Linked DNA regions of Homo sapiens: region 1 is linked to region 2. The links are chromatin contacts, found by Hi-C or POLR2A ChIA-PET in ENCODE. All regions are on one chromosome and are shown on one strand. Each heading gives the region's core, a stretch centred on a gene start or an enhancer-like site at or near the end of the contact. The rest is flanking DNA. Distances are from core to core; before and after follow the strand shown.

The links. A loop is a pair of places that touch in the nucleus more often than their neighbours do. ChIA-PET counts read pairs that join two places held with the same protein, here RNA polymerase II (POLR2A). Pooled maps may share reads with other maps.
Region 1: a loop to region 2 is called in a pooled map, with 3 times the contacts of the local background. The contact joins the promoter of RB1 here to the enhancer-like site in region 2. A Hi-C loop is called at or near these places in 1 of 37 single-sample maps with no recorded cell type and 2 of 50 pooled maps. POLR2A ChIA-PET finds 5 or more read pairs at or near these places in 1 of 52 experiments (activated T-cell).

What each region holds. Positions count from the first base shown.
Region 1 is chr13:48,299,025-48,305,234 of GRCh38, reverse strand. It overlaps RB1 (RB transcriptional corepressor 1), which reads right to left and starts at 1,484. Exons shown (of 27, transcript NM_000321.3): 1 at 1,186-1,484. The coding sequence starts at 1,322. It overlaps RB1-DT (RB1 divergent transcript), which reads left to right and starts at 1,533. Exons shown (of 3, transcript NR_046414.2): 1 at 1,533-1,944; 2 at 2,743-2,896. RefSeq lists enhancers at 473-542, 783-832, 907-1,630, 1,631-2,356 and a silencer at 1,043-1,332.
Region 2 is chr13:46,378,722-46,385,518 of GRCh38, reverse strand. The region is part of intron 1 of RUBCNL (rubicon like autophagy enhancer); the gene reads left to right. Among named protein-coding and RNA genes, the nearest start is that of RUBCNL, 5.1 kb to the left of the region's middle. RefSeq lists enhancers at 3,042-3,091, 6,724-6,797. Within about 2 kb of position 3,203, at least 4 of the 41 ENCODE cell types and tissues checked have a DNase peak (open chromatin) inside an H3K27ac peak, as active enhancers do.

The DNA of each region.
Region 1 (6,210 bases), core at 235-2,734, 1.9 Mb before region 2:
AGTGTATACCGAGTGGAAAGAAATGGGTGAGGGTGAAAGGATTTGGTGATAGACAAGAATGGGAGAGAAAATAGTGAAAAACAGAAACAAGTCCCATTCCCTCTGCAATGAACTTGTCTCAAAGTAGAACCAGTGCTGACAATAATGACAATTACACTCTTTCAATCATAGCTATTTAACCATAAAGTAGAAAAATCAAGAAAAGTAAGATGTTGTAATACAATAAATACTTCCCTTCAAGATCTAGTGCATTCGTATGGACTTGCTTAAATTTAGATTCCACTTAATAAGGGAAAACGAAAATTTCCATTTGCGCACAGAACCACTAATTTTGTGCCAAAAACAAAGGCAAAAAGAGGGGACACCAAGATCCTTGCTGGTTCAAAGTCAAAAGGCAAAATGGAAGAAATAATGAGACAAGCCGAAGCCGACTAACACGCAAGAAGAGTTCATCAAACAGGAAAAAAAAAAGTTTAGAAACTTTCAAGCACTTCTGGTAAATGTCTCATGAAAGTTTTGCCCATGTTTCAGTTCCTCTAAAGAGTTACGCTCCATCAATCACTACAGATGGCTTTGAGTCCCCAAGGCCTCGATGCATTATTGTTCTAAGGAAACGCCGCAAAGCTCCTGAGCCGAGTATCCTGTGGGCAATGGACACTCAGGACCCTGCGCTTCTTGTCCAAGGCTTTCTGGTCGGCCTCTCCCACAAATGGACTTCAGATGCAGTGCACGCCCGGAAGAAAATACTTCCCAACTGTTGCATCGCGTGAACCAAAACAGAAAGTCAGACGACCACCGGAGTACTCCAATTCTCCGGTGAAAAACTCTCCCACAGACACCATTTTTGTATTTTTATTTTTCATTTTTTGCGTCTGATGGACGCTCGCAACGACCCTCTGCCTCCGAGCCTCACAAGAGGGAACTGCACCTGTCACTTCGCTCAGGACCCTAGCCCCACCCGCCCGACACCTGTCAAGTTGAAGCCGAGACCCCTCGCCCAAGAACCCAGAATCCTGTCACCATTCTGCAGACGCTCCGCCGTGGCGGGGGGCAGGGAGGGCGCCTCCTCCCGCCGGGACCCGGCCCCTGGCGAGGACGGATCCCCGCCGAGCCGCCTTGGCGCCCGCCCTACGCACACCCGGGGCGCCCTTCCCGCGTGAGGCGACGGCGGCTCTGCTCGCTCACCTGACGAGAGGCAGGTCCTCCGGGCCGCTGTCCTGCTCTGGGTCCTCCTCAGGAGGGGGCGGCGGCGGCGGTGCCGGGGGTTCCGCGGCGGCAGCGGCGGCGGTGGCGGCCGTTTTTCGGGGGGTTTTGGGCGGCATGACGCCTTTCCGCGGCGGGAGCCAGCGAGCTGTGGAGGAGCGCCGGGGAGGACGACGCGCGCGCACGTCGGGGCACGCCCCGTCCTCTCCCGACTCCCGTTACAAAAATAATTTCAACGTCCCCTGAGAAAAACCGGACGCGCCCTCCCCCGCCCGGCAACTGAGCGCCGCGTCCAACCGCGGGAAAACGTCACTTCCGCCCGCGGCGTCACGTCCGCGAGGCTCCCGGGCCCGCCGGCGTCTGTGGGGAACTGGGGCGCTGGTCGGTGCGCGGGCTGGGACGCTAAGTCATGAGGAATTAAACTGGGAAACCTGGCGTGGGTCCAGGCGCCTTCCAGGAGGCATCCGGCGCGGCCCGGACGTGCTTCTACCCAGAACCACCCCCTCCAGGCCGGGGTGCACTTAACGGGGCTATACAAAGAGTCTGGTGGGTGACTGTGGGCCTCATCCCTATCCCGGGGTCTGATAGGGAAGACTCTCGGGCCCCGCAGGGAATATCTGGCTAGTGCACCCTCGGCGGGAGCGCCACTCTCCCTCCTTGGGCGGCGCCCCCCACCTCTCATCCCGCCCAATCCGTTTTGCAAAGTCGGCCAAAACAAAAACAAACTTGGAGCGCTGATAGGTGCGGAACTTTACCAGTCACTTAGAAGATAGAAAATGTTAGACACTTGCTGGCCTTTTGGGATCACTGGTTAGGGAAAGGAAGGGAGGGAGCTGTGGGGAATGAACGGATAGTAGTGTAATAAAGGATTGTAGTGGTGTAAGAACGGGAAGCACCGTGGAAACGTCTGAGGAAGATTTTCAGGGGAGCAGTAGCTGCTGAATAGAAGTCTGTCAGGCAGGCCTGACATTTACTATGTACCAGGAACTGTGCTGGCCACCTTACATAATTGTCTTATTTAATCCCCAGAAACAGCCTTTTTTTTCTTTTTCTTTCTTTCTTTTCTTTTTTTTTTTTTTTTTTTACTTTAAGTTCCGGGATACAAGTGCAGAACGTGTAGGTTTGTTACATAGGCATACGTATGCCATGGAGGTTTGCTGCACCTATCAACCCGTCATCTAGGTTTTAAGCCTTGCATGCATTAGCTAAGAAACAACGCTTTCCAATGGGTAGTATTAGCTAGTCTACGTTGCAGATGAGGAAACAGGCTCAGAGGAGTTAATTTGTCCAATACCAGGGCCGATGGGTAGCAGAGAATTTGAACTCAATTCTATTTGATTCCACTTGTCCATTATATTATGTTTGATGAAGAAAACAGTGACAGAGAAGGAGCATGTGCAAAGGCACAAAGACATCAGAAAAGAGCTTGCTGGGACTACCACCATCAAACATTGGCTTAAAGCTGTTATCACTTCTGTGTCTCGGTATTTGTACCAATAGATTATCTAGTTTGAATACATTTTTTTTTCTCTTTGGCAGACACTGTTATTGCCCATCTGAACTCGTCAACTGAGAAGGAAAGAGATGGTTTATGCTGTGAATAAAATACAGTTGTGCTGTGATGTAAATCCCCTCATCCTGGAGCAGCTGAGCAAGGTCTAAGGCAGGAAGAACCTTCAAGCAGGTCATGGCTGTAAGCCTCCTGAGTTTATCCCAGCAAGTTGTATAAGGGATTATCTTTTTATCTGCATATTATGACATATGTGAGGATGTGTAAAGGTTTGGCAAGCACTGGCCTACTCAACAGCCAGTCCTACCTAACTTCAGAAATCTTTCTTGTGGGCAAATGTCAGGAGATAGGGCCCAGGCCCAGGTCCAGCTACAAAGAATGAATACAATTAAAGTGCTACTTCCATTCACCTCACCCCAGATTAGTTTAGGCAAGAGCTCAGGATGCAGTTTTGACATTTGAAAGATAAGGAGTAGTCTGCTGGGAGCCTGATAAATTGAAACAGGGATGGCACAGTTCTAAATATTATTAAATAATAGTAATAATATTAAGTATTACTGAGGATGTGACACTTCTGATTGCTGCAGCCATTGTAACGTGAGGCAAGCCAACCTACAGAGAAGGTAGAAATGCTGATATTGGTGCAGGAGGAATTTCAAAAGAATCTGGATCCTCAGTGTTATAAATGAGCCTCTGATTTGGCCAGCCCTGGAGCTGACCTAAGCTGAGCTGAGGTTTTCACTTGTTTGCAACAGAAAGCATCATGACTGATAATGTTTCTCCTGTGCTTATCTTCAGGATAGAGACCAAATCTTGGGTATCATCATTGCCTTAGTACCTAGCACAGTGTTACACACACAGTAAATGCTTGCTTACTAAAAGTAGGGATGGCAGGAAAGTGAAGGAAAGTTCTAGGAACTGAAGTAAACTCTCTTCATACGTAGATATCACTTGCTTTATTTAAAACCAGTTTATCAACATCTAGATTACATTTATGTAATCTAGATTTATTTATTACCATATTACAATTATGATAAAGAGATTTCTCAATTTACAAAAGAATATATGTCTTGACCATGGATTAATTTAACTATGTTCACTAGTATGTAAAATATATTTTCCTGCAGCCATAAAAAGGAATGAGATCATGTCCTTTGCAGGAACATGGATGGAGCCAGAAGCCTTTATCCTCAGCAAACTAACGCAGGAACAGAAAACCAAACACTGCATGTTCTCACTTATAAGTGGGAGCTAAACAATGAGAACACATGGACATGAAGAGGGGAACAACACACACTGGGGGATTACTTGAGGGTGTAGGGTGAGAGGACAGAAGATCAAAAAACTACCTATCAGGTACTACACTTGTTACCTGGGTGGTGAAAAAATCTGTACACACCAAACCCCAGAGACACACAGTTTACCTATATAACAAACTTGCACATGTATCCCTAAACCTAAAATAATAGTTTGAAAAAAGTGTGGTGTATATATCATAATATATACACATAAATAGATACACACACACACACACACACACACACACACACACACATACACACATACATACCATAAAATAGACCCAGGAAGGGGAACAACACACACTGGGGCCTGTAGCGGGGAAGGGTGGGGAGAGGGAGAGCATCAGGAGAGCTAATGGATGCTGGGCTTAATACCATGGTGATGGGTTGATCTGTGCAGCACACCACCATAGCACACATTTACCTGTGTAACAAACCTGCACATCCTACACATATACCTGGGAGCTTAAAAGTTGAAGGAAAAAATAATAAAATATATTTTCATCCACACAACTCAGAAGCAATTGAGTTCACCATCAAAATCTTTAGTTTTCTGTTGCATTACCAAAGAAGTATTAGAATTTCGGCAGAGTCTAGACCAGGTACGGTGGCTCACGCCTGTAATCCCAGCAGTTTGGGAGGCCAAGGCGGGTGGATCACCTGAGGTCAGGAGTTTGAGACCAGGCTGGCAAACATGGTGAAACCACATCTCTACCAAAAATACGAAATTAGCTGAGTGTGGTGGCAGGTGCCTGTAATCCCAGCTACTCTGGAGGCTGAGGCAGGAGAATCACTTGAACCCAGGAGGCAGAGGTTGCAGTGAGCTGAGATCATGCCACTGCACTCCAGCCTAGGCGACAAGAGCAAGACCCCATCTCAAAAAATATATATATATATATATATATATATATATATATATATTTCAGCAGAGTCTTAAAAAAATTCCCCCTGAACTTCTTGAAATTCATGGATCTCTTCCAACCTGCTTGGTAATTTTAAGAAGATTGCTGTAAGACTCCTACAAAAAATATATGTATTTCTTAGATTTTCTATCTAGAGAGGGAACTCTCTTCAGTTTGAGACTCCTTCAGTGATATTAAAATTTGGGGAAGGGTCTAAAAAGTCTTCATCGTTCTAAAAAGCCTTCCTTCAAAGTTTTTATACCCCCAAGCTACCACACTATTTCCATTTCTTAACCATCTAGCTTCTTAGAAGGGTAGTCCCCATTGGTTCTCTCTGCTTCCCCAATTTCTCAGCCTGCTGGCCCCTGGCTTTCTTTCACTACCACCAAGAGCCCCCTTCTGAAATCACTCTTTCAAATGTCACTGATGATAGTTGTCAATCCCATGGCTTCTTTTGGTCCTCAACCTACTTGACCTTTCTTGCAGTCAATATAGTTAACCACTTCCTCTTAAAAATTCCCTAGTCTTCCACAAATCTATGGTCTCCTTGTTCTCCTCCCTTGTTACTTCACAAATTCCTTCATTAGTTCTCTTTCTGCCGGTCCCTTCAATGCAAGTGCTCCCTAGAGTAATGCTACTCAAAGTGTAGTTCTTGGACCAGTGACAGTCTGCGAACTGTTTGTGTTTAGTCCACAAGGAAATAAGTACAGAAATTAAAAGGATAAGTGCTTAGCAGTGTTTATATCAATTTGACATTTCAGGAATATCCGAGTGCATGATCATTGGACATTGCTTGTTAAACAGTTCAGGTATTCTTCAACCTGGTTCTTGAGTTGCAGGTGGCATGGTTGTGTCCCTGTCATATGCAATAGTACGATATTACAATGAGTAAAATTTCAAGGTTTGTCACCTGCAACCCAAGAGTAAAAATCTATGAAAATGTAAATATTTATTTACTTATATAACTTGTTATTTTTACAATCATTTTCATTTTTAATCAAGCCTATTTTTTGTAAATTCTTAGCTAAATTAGGGGAGTAAAATTTGTGTCATTTGTTTTTAACCCTAAATTATAGATGGCAAAACAATCCTTACTGTCCAATTTTGCCAATACAAGACACACATCAGTAATGTGTTAGTAATCACAGTAGTAAACTAAATAATGATCAGAGAAGTAATTCCAAAGAATTAAACAAATAGGAGTTTGTACTAATTTTACTCAGAAGTATAATCCCTTGTTATTGAGTTTGTAGCCATAACTCATAGTGAAGTGCTAAAATCATTACAGACTAAT
Region 2 (6,797 bases), core at 1,954-4,453:
TAATATGGAACGATTATTTCTAGTATGGAGAGAAATATGGAATTTCTAATATGGAAGATTTAGCATGGTGTGTCATTGTAAAAATTTAGGCAGTTCTTGGATAAGTATGTCCAGCCTTCCAGAGACTATAAGTGTAGTAATATTAGTGCCTGTTAGTCATATTGTGTATCTTCCTGATACCCAATTAGATCTCTGATTGTTTTTTCTTTTTAATTAAAAGGAGCTGAAAGATGACTCAGTTAAGAAGCTGGAAAATAAAACCAGGTCTCTGTAACTGTGCTGTCTTATTCTGAACTGAAAGTCTTTCTGCAATAATAATGATGGTGATAATAAAGCTAACCTTCATAGGACATTGTGTACCAGACTGATACACGTGCTACAATTCTGTTCGTTCTCACACCATCCTTCATGGGGGAGGTTAAGAGCATTGCTCAAAATCACACAGCTAATAAGTCATTTTTCTCAGATTGGCGTTAAAATTATATTTAATTGGGTCCTGTGTGTGCGAGTGTTTTAACTTTTGCATTGTCTTTTATCCCACACACGGAGGCAACATGGATGGTGAGACTAGGGGCTATGGACAAGGTTCCAGGGTTTGGACTTGAGCATGCTGCTGAGTGGCTATGTGGTCATCACTTTACTTCCTTTTCTAACCCGTAAAATGATGATAATAATTCTACATTGAATGAATCCTTTGTTTCTACTGAGCCCAAAGTCTGCTCCGTAAAGGTAAAATACTTCTCAGAGTGTAGAAAGAAAAGTTTCAGATTCAAGCCTTTTTGTCATCAGTAGGCTGGAAAATGAATAGAAGTTAGAATAAACTATACACTTAATGTGATTTTTCCAACAATTATGTTGAAAAATTGTTCAAAAATGCATTCATTCCAATGATCCTTAGCTTTATATTTATTAAAAGAAGTAAATGTAAATTAGACCTCAACGTTTTTTTTTAACAGGTAACGTTGAAAAGCACCCACAGTAAGCAGGTACTGTTTGCTGGTTGATTTTAGATGATGAAAATTGTAGAGTAAGTACGTTTGCAGAAAACTGTAGAGTAAGTACAATTATAGAGTAAGTATAAGAAGAATTGTATTCAAAGGTATTGTATTATTCTTATAAAGAAATGTATTCTTCTTATACTTTTTTACGTTCTTTTATTCCGACAAGCTAGAGTTGATCAGAAAAGAACTGAATTCCAAAAATATGTTTAGGGCACTTCCCTATTCTCTCTGTATTTACTTGGAAATGATTCTTAGAAGTTTTTGGCATGGGACTTTTAAGTTTGTTAAGTGAAGGGACTAGCACTTATCTATATGCATATTTTGCAAGTATTTTTAAAAATATGGCTCAATTGTTAAATCATTTTATTCGTCCCATGACTTATATAAAAATCTGGGGGTTTTTTGGTTGCTCACTTTTAGTTTAGGCTTGGTTTTATGGTGATCTGGGCTCAGGGAGGTAGACATGTCAATGTCATTAGCATTGCCAAGGTATAGGCAGTCTGCTGCATGCTGTGTGAATATTAATATTCTGAAGAGATATTTGAGTCCACAAGATTTAAAGATCTTCTGTTCACCGCTGTGCTTGTAGAATTAGGGCTAAATTAGTTTAGCCTGGGCCTCCTGGGTCTTGGTCATTTGAAAATAGCTCCTCAAGTAGGCTGGCTATGTGTCTTAGTATAGCAGAAACAATTCATTATTCACTCCATGTGTCGTCTATTATACTGTGAAATTACAGATGATAGTTTTCTTGCTTTCTGTTTTTCCAAACAGTGCCACCTGGACTTGTGGGTTTGGCTCATATACTGACTGTTTCTTAATCAAGATAGCTTTAATAGTCTTCACCCTACCCCCATCCTCCAGCTGCCCTTTGGATGTTGCTGTGTAGAAACCAAGAGAGTTCATTTTTGTTGGGGGCTGGGCTAGGTTGCTAATAATCTGAAGCACCATGAAGGATTCTGACCTAATCAAGGCATAAGGAAATGATGTGTGTGTGTGTGTAGAAAATTTGGAACTGTGCCAGGCACAAAGTAAATGTCATATAAGCATTAGTTATGAATTGATGAGGAGGAAGGTGTCAGAAGATGAATGCTGTAGAGAAGGCTATGGGGCAGTACATGGAGAGAGTGGTTATCTGTAGAGATGTGGTTTTGTCATAGGTGATGGGAAAGGTCTCAGTTTGAAGGTGATGGGTAAGGTCTTCATTTGAATAAAGATCCACAAGAGAGTATGGGTAGAGGGGCATAGAGGTGTCCAGGTAGCAGATAAGGAGGTCAGATAGGCAACCTAGGGACTCCTGGACAGATGTAGCAAATTGAAGGTTTTTAGAAAACTTAAACGGGAATTTTTTAATGGAAAATTTCAAACTTAAACATAGAATAGTACAATGAACAACCTTCTCCCTTCTCCCAGCTTCGGCAGTTATCAACATGGCCAGTTGTGCTTCATCCATGTTGCCCACTGGCATTATTTTAAAGCAAATTTAAGAAATTCTACCAATTATTTCTATTTATCGTCCCCACTGACATTCTATCAGTTATTTCTAAATACTTCTGTATATATATTTCTAAAAAATAGGCACTTAAAACATAACCACAATACTTAACTTTTTTTACCTTGTTTATCATCTGTAAATCTTGGCCTTAGAGCCTTCTTGCAGCACTGGTTGAAAGATAAGCATGGATAGGCCAGGCGCGGTGGCTCATGCCTGTAATCCCAGCACTTTGGGAGGCTGAGGCGGGTGGATCACTAGGTCAGGAGATCGAGACTAGCCTGGCCAACATAGCGAAACCCAGTCTCTACTAAAAATACAAAAAAAATTAGCCGGGCATGGTGGTGGGCGCCTGTAATCCCAGCTACTTGGGAGGTTAAGGCAAGGAGAATCGCCTGAACCTGGGAGGCAGAGGTTGCAGTGAACTGAGATCATGCCACTGCACTCCAGCCTCGGTGACAAGAGCGAAACTTTGTCTCAAAAAAGAAGATAATCTTGGATGTCTGGATTCCTTAGGGTAGGGTCTGACAGTAGGTGCTCAATTGCTAGTGGTCATCTGTTGTCTTTACCAGCCCTTGATTTTTTTTTTTCTTTTCCTTTTCTAGATAGTTCTATCATGACAATTTCACTTTTACTTCCTCTTTCTTCTCCTTACCTATTTTTGACACATTTATTCAGTATTTCCCGTATCTACTCTCTACTTCTCCTTTTAACTTTCTCCTATCCTTTCAGTATTTTTGTTCACAGCCTGGTGTGTAGCTTGTGCTCTTTTGATCCCTGTAGCCCATGAAATACAGCTCCCTTTAGTTCTAGATCTTTTTGAAGGGAGATGAGCATTTCCTATTCTTATTTTTTAAAAAATACTGTTACTGAGATTGAGATAGAATTTACATGCCAAATGCTTCACTGATTTAAAGTGTACAAGTCTAGCCAGGCATGGTGGCTCTTGCCTATAATCCCAGCACTTTGGGAGGCTGAACTGGGAGGATTGCTTGAGGCCAGGAGTTTGAGACCAACCTGAGCAACATAGTGAGGTCTTTCCTCTACAAAAATAAAAAATTGGCCAGATATGGTGGCACACCTGTGGTCCTAGCTGCTCTAAAGGCTGAGACAATAGGATCACTAGAGCCCGGGAGGTCAAGGCTGCAGTGAGCCATGATCATGCCACTGCACTCTAGCCTGAGCAACAGAGGCCGAGGCGGGCAGATCACCTGAGGTCAGGAGTTCGAGACCAGCCTGACAAACATGGAGAAACCCTGTCTCTACTAAAAATACAAAAATTGCCGGGCGTGGTGGCGCATGCCTGTAATCCCAGCTACTCTGGAGGCTGAGGCAGAAGAATCACTTGAACCCAGGAGGCAGAGGTTGCAGTGAGCCGAGATCGCACCATTACGCTCCAGCCTGGGCAACAAGAGCGAAACTCCGTCTCGAAAACCGAAAAAAGAAAAGGAAAAAAAGTGTACAAGTCAGTGATTTTCAGTGTATTCACAAATATATGCCATCATTACCACAGTTGATTTTATAACATTTTCATCACCTCAAAAAGAAACCTGGTACCCTTTAGCTGTTCCCATCCCACCACCCTAAGCAACCACGAATCTCCTTTCTATTTCAATGGATTTGCCTATTCTGGACATTTTATATATATATATATATGAAATGTCTTTTGTTTCTGGCTTTTTTCACTTAGCATAGTCATTTCAGTGCTCATCCATGTCAGAGCATAAATTAGTACTTCATTTCTAATGATGGTTGAATAACATTTCATTGTACGGATATAGCACACTTTGTTAATTCATCAATTGATGGTCATTTCATTTGTTTCCACTTTTTGGCTATTATGAATAGTGCTGCTAGAAATATTCGGGCACAAGTTTTTGTGTGAATGTGTGTTCTCATTTCTCTTGGGTATATATATCCAGGAGTAGAATTATTAGATTAAATGGTAACTGTATATTTAGTATTTGAGGAACTGTCAGACCATTTTTCCAATATGGCTTTCCATTTTATTTGCCCAAACATGGAAATCTAGCCATTTTTCAAGTGCAGCTGCCTACCTTTACTTTGGGTAAATTTCTGTATTAATATTTTTTCACTGTCTTAGTTATCAAATTCTGTTGCATGTAAATCTGGTTTTTTTTAATATATGTAAAGTTTTTAGGTAGAATGTTAATTTAGTGGTGGTCCCCAAAGTGGAGGGCATTTACCTTTAAGTGTAAGATGATTCATTGGAAAGAAAGAACAAAATTCTATTTTTACATATGCTGTATGTATCCTAATGTATTAGCATAGCTGTACACATGTAAGGTGTATAAATTAATATTCTTATATTAGATCTGTGTGGTGCAAAGTTTTTTTATACAAGTATGAATAATAATAAAATTTTGTGAACAATTGTCCAGAGGCATGAAATCAAATATACCTATGTAGGTCTTAATCCTATATTTTATGACATGTCTGATGGGAAAGTTCTTAAAATTACTTTGCTAATGAAATTGAAAATAGCCTGCTAATTTCAGCCCACACGGAATGTGTGAAATACCAGTGGAAACAGCTTTGGATCAGGTTCAGACTTTTGTTTTTGTCCTACTTCTGCTAATTACTAATGGCGAGACTTTGGGTAAGTCCCCTAATGGTCTCCATTTCAGTTCTCAACTTGGCATAATAACACCTGAAATTTTGCAAATTATAACTTTGCAGAATGAGACTGGGAAGGGCGTCATATGCAGCGACCAGAGGGAGTTAGTCATTTGGGTGTTTTGGGCAACCCTGCAGTTCTTTTAGGTGAAATATTCAATTTTCCATGAACTTTGCCTTCCCCTTCTTACTTACCCATTTCTCTTGATTGCTTTCTGTCCTTCTGTTGTGTTCTTCTGACAGCAAACCTTCAAAATTAATGGTCATTACCAAAGGCTAAATCAGCTGGAGTGGAGTCCTTTGTGATACCACCCAGCCAGGGAAACAGTATAGCACTGTTTCCTTTCTGCTGCTTTTATTACAACATAGTATAGAGTATATAGATGAAATAAGAAAATTGCAGTTTACTGCAATTCCTGGACACTGTTTTGGAAGCTGTTGAGTTAAATTATTGGGCATCTTGATGGTTTCTATTTGATATGTGATAGTTTTAGGCTCTGTTATTCTCTTTGGGATGTGAATCTTTGCCTAACGTCAAAGCATGAAGAGAAGTAGATCCTGAGAAAGAAGGGAAGAAGTTCTGGGGAACTGTGGTAACCAAACAGCTCACATGCTACAGTTGAAGATTTATTCATGCTCTACTCAGTATTTGTTTATTACTGGCTGTGCTTAGTAACGTACCATAAAATTGATAAAAATGAATTTTACTTTTCACTCTAGACTCTTATTTATTTGTGATTTCTATTCTCTAGTATCCTTTATTCTAAGGAAGTGGTTGATGAACATTTAGGTCATGATTTCTAATTTCTTCTAAAGGGTGACATCCATTCTTGACTTCCTTTCTTGGGTGACAAGGAAATAAACAACATAACCATATCTAGGTATCGTTTGATAATTTGTTCATGATTTCATTCATAAGTGCAAAGAATATATTTATTGAACACCTATTATTGCCACTGGTCTGGGTTCTGGGGACAAAGCAGTGTCCAAAATACGTTATTTTAAAAAGTGCCCTCGGCCGCCTGCGGTGGCTCATACCTGTAATCCCAGCACTTTGGGAGGCCGAGGTGGGTGGATCACCTGAGATCAGGAGTTCGAGACCAGCCTGGCCAACATGGTGAAACCCTGTCTCTACAGAATACTAAAAATTAGCCAGGCATGGTGGCGGGCACCTGTAATCCCAGCTACTTGGGAGACTGAGGCAGGAGAATTGCTTGAACTTGGGAGGCAGAGGTCACAGTGAGCCGAGATTGTGCCTGGGCAACAAGATGGAAACTCTGTCTCAAAAAAATAAATAAATAAAAATAAAAGGGCCCTCATAGATTTAACATTCTGGGGGGTACTAGTCATTGAGGTTAGATACAATGAGATTTGTGCTAAAGAGAGAAATAGAGCTAAAGAGAGGGATAGGAACTGTTTGGGAGGGGCAATTACCAGTTTTTATAGGGTGACCAAGGAAGCATTACTGACAAGGTAAGATTTAAGGTGTGTCTTTACTCTGATGCCCCCAGTTGTGTATTCAATAGGCAGTTAGTATTGGGGCATAGAAAATCCTAAAACCTAAATCTGATGTACTTTTGCCTATTCATGAAATAACTTGAAGACTGTTATACATAGTGGGAGCTAAAGCTGCTCTGCCCTCCAAGTGCTGGCTGCTTATGATCTGAAAG